Linked DNA regions of Homo sapiens: region 2 is linked to region 1. A link is a loop called in an ENCODE intact Hi-C map of the cell type or tissue named here. Cell type or tissue: mammary epithelial cell. All regions are shown on one strand.

What was found. Hi-C counts contacts between places; a loop is a spot of excess contacts. Peaks named below come from ENCODE experiments on the same cell type or tissue, not always from the same donor. Only the 100,000 strongest peaks of a DNase experiment are listed, where the experiment ranks them.
Region 2: it touches region 1 in a loop (6-fold over the local background); 10 of 110 quality-filtered maps call a loop at or near these places.

The regions. Positions count from the first base shown.
Region 1 is chr17:43,943,141-43,945,640 of GRCh38, forward strand. It overlaps a transcript of PPY not described here. Among named protein-coding and RNA genes, the nearest start is that of PPY, 1.9 kb to the left of the region's middle. In mammary epithelial cell, a CTCF peak has its summit at 1,012 (motif pointing right); a DNase peak (open chromatin) is centred at 991.
Region 2 is chr17:43,877,255-43,879,754 of GRCh38, forward strand. It overlaps MPP2 (MAGUK p55 scaffold protein 2), which reads right to left. Exons shown (of 13, transcript NM_005374.5): 12 at 2,021-2,149; 13 at 1-729. The coding sequence ends at 553. Among named protein-coding and RNA genes, the nearest start is that of MPP2, 29 kb to the right of the region's middle. RefSeq lists an enhancer at 1,327-1,621. In mammary epithelial cell, a CTCF peak has its summit at 1,459 (motif pointing right); a DNase peak (open chromatin) is centred at 1,537.

The DNA.
Region 1 (2,500 bases):
CCCCATCTCAGAGCCCCCATTCCAGGGAAGTGCTAAAAACCAGCTTCATTTGTAAAGCCTCACATTTTCCAAAGTGCTGCCAGCTCAGTCACCTCACTAAATCCCCACAACAACCCATTTTACAGATTCAGGATCTGAAATCTGCTCAGAGATGTCAAATCACTGGCCCCAAACCCCACAGCCAGTCAGACCCCAAAATTTAACTCCAAACCTGGACTGTTTTTTTTCCTAAGTGGGGCCGTCAAAGTATTGTTATAATTTCCCACTTTTTGGCTGAGAAACCTGAGGCTCACAGAGGTAAAGACGCTTGCTCAAGATCTCATAGCTACCGAGGTTCCGAATTCTGGCTTAGATTCTCAACCCCACTAATCCATCCCCACCAGAAGCCCCTGAGTCTCCCCTGCCCAGCGTCTCTTCCCAACCCCCAGTCTCCCTCCCCTGCTTAGGCCAAGGAGTGGTAACTGGCTGTGTCTGAATGACACGGTGACACCAAGTACGGAGCTAAGGACTTATGACTGCTGACGTTCTGCTGTCCCAGATCAGTATACCAAGAAGTTGGGAGATGGGGGGGACTGTTGGGGAAGAGGGGACTGGAGGTGAAACTCCAGGGATCTGGCAGGGTGGGCTTAGAGTCAGACAGACCTGGGTCCAAATCCTGGCTCTGCATTGGCTGGCTCTGTGAGCCTGGGAAAGTAATTTCTTTAGCCTCTCTGAGCTTCACTTTTCCTCTCAGTAAAATAGGCTCATCACACCCATCTGAAGATAGGGAGAATAAAGGAAGGCTCAGCAAACATCAGTGTTCTGCCTTGACCCTCTCAATTTTGATTTTGGTTAACAAGAAGAGCAATAATGCTTCACCAGACAACTTACATTCCACAAAGCAAATACGAAAGTCATTCTGTCTCAGCAAGCCCGGGCCTTTCTCTGGACTGAGGTTTTCCACTTGCAAAACAAGGGTGTGAATTGGTGGCTGGTCTCAGCCTGGCCTTGGGTTTGGCGGGTAGAGGTTGCAGCTCGCCGCCAGAGGGCGCCAGGCTCCAACCCTAGTTAAAAGGATCTGAGCTCCCACAGGACCATGGCCTTGGAGGGACCTGTTCTGGCTGCTACTCATGTGGGGACCCAGCCCCACCCAACAGACAATGGATCTAGGGATTGACTCAGATGCCAGGGCCACTTACAGTTCTATCCTGTCGCAGAGGTAAACCTAAGTGCCTAAGAAATAACAGGCACTCCACAAATGTCAACCAAACCGTAGCTTTCATTTTTCTCCTTTGCAAACAACAGATTCCTCTTCTGGGTCCTCTCAGGGATGTGGTGACAATCCAGGAGGAAGTGGTAGTAGATGTGCTTTCTACACTGCATGGCCATGTGTATTAGTTCCTTCTCATACTGCTTTGAAAAGAACTGCCCGAGGCCAGGCGCAGTGGCTCACGCCTGTAATCCCAGCACTTTGGGAGGCTGAGGCAGGCGGATCACCTGAGGTCAGGAGTTCAAGACCAGCCTGGCCAACATGGTGAAACCCCATCACTACTAAAAATACAAAAATTAGCCGGGCGTGGTAGCGCATGCCTGTAATCCCAGCTACTTGGGAGGCTGAGGCAGGAGAATCACTTGAACCAGGGAGGCAGAGGTTGCAGTGAACCGAGATCGTGCCGCTACACTCCAGCCTGGGCTGTAACAGAGTGAGACACCATCTCAAAAAACACACAAAAAACAAAAAGAACTACCTGAAATTGGGTCATTTATAAAGGAAAGAGGTTTAATTGACTCACAGTTCAGCATGGCTGGGGAGGCCTCAGGAAACTTAAAATCATGGTGGAAGGCGTAGGGGAAACAAGGCACCTTTCTCACAAGGCGGCAGGAAGGAGAAGTGCTGATCAAAGGGGAGAAGAGCAACTTATAAAATCATCAGCTCTCGTGATGACTCACTCACTATCACGAGAACAGCATGGGGAAAACTGCCCCCATGATTCAATGACCTCCACCTGGTCTCTCCCTTCGCATGAGGACTACGGGGATTACAATTCAAGATGAGATTTGGTGGGGATGCAAAGCCTAACTACATCACTATGTCTAGAACACAGCAATGGTTCTCACTCATCTTGATGTGTTCCTGTCAGAGGCGTTTGAACCACAGCGACTCCATCTTGAACAAGGGCTGGGTAAAATGAGGCTGCAACCTGCTGGGCTGCATTCCCAGGAGGTTAGACATTTTTAGTCACAGGACAAGATAGGAGGCCGGCACAAGATACGGGTCACAAGACCCTGCTGATAGAATGAGATAAAGAAGCTGGTAAGAACACGCAAAAACCAAGAGGGTGATGAGCATGACCGCTGATTGCCCTCACTGATTTTTCTTTTTTTCTTTTTCAGCAGAGATGAGGTTTCACCATGTTGGCAAGGCTGGTCTCAAACTCCTGACCTCAAATGATCTGCCCCCATCGGCTTCCCAAAGTGCTGGGATTACAGGCATGAGTCACCGTGCCTGGCCTCGCTGATC
Region 2 (2,500 bases), 66 kb before region 1:
AGCCTTCAAGATGGCACCAGGCTGGCACCACCACCCGGGCCTGCCTGGCTGCCAGCGGGCCACACATTCCCCTGGTCACACGGAAACAGCCCAAGGCCTGTTCCTCCGACACAGGGGTGAGAGGTGGGAGGAGTCCAGGAATGGGGTGGGTGTGGCCAGTCCAGAGGAGAACTGGTGACTGGGGAGGGGTGGCAGGGGGCAGTGTGCCTACTGACCATGTGGTCCCAAAGCAGCTTTTCTCTTCTCTGTACTGACCATTATGGAGGTGACTCTGACACATTCCTGGGCATAGCTTGGCCCTCAGAGATATCTGGTGACCAATGGGCATCAGGAGTGGGCAGCACCTGGGCACAAGGTACCCCATGAATGCCCACCTCCCTGGCAGTGCACGCCTCTGTGCTGAAGCCAGACTTAGGGCCTGCTGGGAGCTGTTACCCAAGGACAGCCAGATATGGGGGCTAAGGATTGTGGCAGGGGGTCACAGGTCAGGAGGGGGATGGATTCAGGTTCTGGGTTTCAACACAGAGTGAGCCAAAGACCAGGTGAACAGGCTCAGTACACCCAGCTGACAGGCACCCACTGGGGCTCTGTCCGTAGCTTCTCCATGGCTGTCTGGAGCTCGCGGAAGGTCCTCTCCAGGTTGCTATTGACCAGGCAGAGGTCAAAGTAGTGCCCGTAGCCCCGCTGGATGCGGCTGCTCTCCTCCACTGTCCGTCTCAGGTCCGCCTCCTGCCCAGGCACAAGGGGACCTCCCTACAGTCAGTGCCCACAACTCACCCCCACTGTCAGAAGGAGCTACAGCTGCCCCCACTCCCCCTCCCCAAAGCCCAACCCTGGTGTGGACTCCCTGGCTAGGGAGGCAGGGGCCCCTCTCTGCGTGCCTCAAAGTGGCTCACCATCAACCACAGATGGTGAGTGAAAGGGAGGAAATAAGCTTTAATAACTGCCAATCACACCCCTAAATGCTTTGCATGCCACATAATCTTCACTACAGCTCTGCAAGATAGGATTAATTCTTTCCCATTTATAGCAGAGAAAATGAAGGTATAAAAAGGTCACATAGCCAGTCAGTGGCTAAACAGGGTCTGCCTGACTCTCAAGCCAGTGCTCCCTCAAGTCTGACTAGGCTGCCTTACCTATGCAGCTAGACAGGCTGGTACCAGGGCAATCCACAAGTACCCAGGGCAACCCCACCCTCGACCCAGTGGAAGCTGGATGGGCAGGGGTGAGGAAGGGTACTTGACAACTGACTTAAATAAGCTGAAGCTAGCTGCATCCCAACAGCTCCAGTTGGCCACACCTGTTGCCAAGGAGGAGGTGCCCAGAATGGGGATCAGGCAAAGGTCCAGAGCTCCTTAAGGGGGTCATTGGCAGAAGGGTGCCAGCCTAGACAGCCTCTCCTGGGCCCCAGGCACGCTCTGACCTGGGGCCGGAATGCTGCAGCACCAGGCATGGCCAGCAGAGGGACCCCTGCGCTCAGAGCGCCGCAAACCCTCCACCTCCTGGGAAGGCGCAGCAAGACATAGGAAGGAGGATGGGGCTGGAGTTCTGCAATGAGGCCTTGAAGCCTCTCCTCCAGGCGCTGCCTGCTCCCTGACGCTGACTCAGCCCTCCAGCCAGCCTTCCCGCCTCTGGCTTTCTCCTACCCTTCAGCTTTCCCCCAGCTGTAAGCAACCCAAGCTCACCTGGCCCACCTCCAGCCCACCTCTCCCAGTTGCCCTCGGGAACTCTCTCTGGCCAGCACTCTGTCTCTGCAGAGTGGGCTGAGCCGGGGGCCTTGAGTCAGAAGCACATGTATCCCAGGCTAGGTGTGTGCCTGGCTCACTCTGAGACTTTGGACTTCCTCTCTCAGACCTCCCCTTCCACATCTATGCAGGGGGGACCACGTCCTGCCTCACTGATAACTGGAGCAGGCCCCTGTCCCTCCCCAACACCACCTCCTTCTCTCTGTCAGCTCAGGCCTGTCCCCCACCACCCTAGGCAGCTATCAGACCCCTCCCCCACACCTCAGAGCCCTCACCGTGAGCTGCTTGGTGGATATTCCACTCTCCAGCGCAGCCCTGTTCATGGCCCGCAGGGTCTCGAAGTCTGGGGCCTCGATGAACACCACGTAAGGGACAAACTCGGCCGTTCGTAGCACCTTCACCGCCTGCAGAAGGAGAAGGCAAGGTAGGGAGTATATCCCCATGTCTGTCCTAGGAACCAGAGAAAGGCTGTGAGGGTAACTGGGGTTGGGGTGAGCACTTGGGAGTGGATGAGAAAAGGGTGCCCGGGGGTCTGGGACATGAGTCCTGGGACAAATGACAAACAGCTGGCAGGTGGCTGGGGTGACTGGAGGAGACTAGAGGAGGAGTGGGGACTCTGGAAGGCTGAGAAAGGTTCCAGGTGGGCTGGGTTTCTAGCAGTAGTTGAGGGCAAAGGGGGTACATGGGCGTGTTCAGGTGACAGGTGTCTGGAACTATATGGGGGAGCAATGAGGCAGCAGAGAGGACATTGGGCA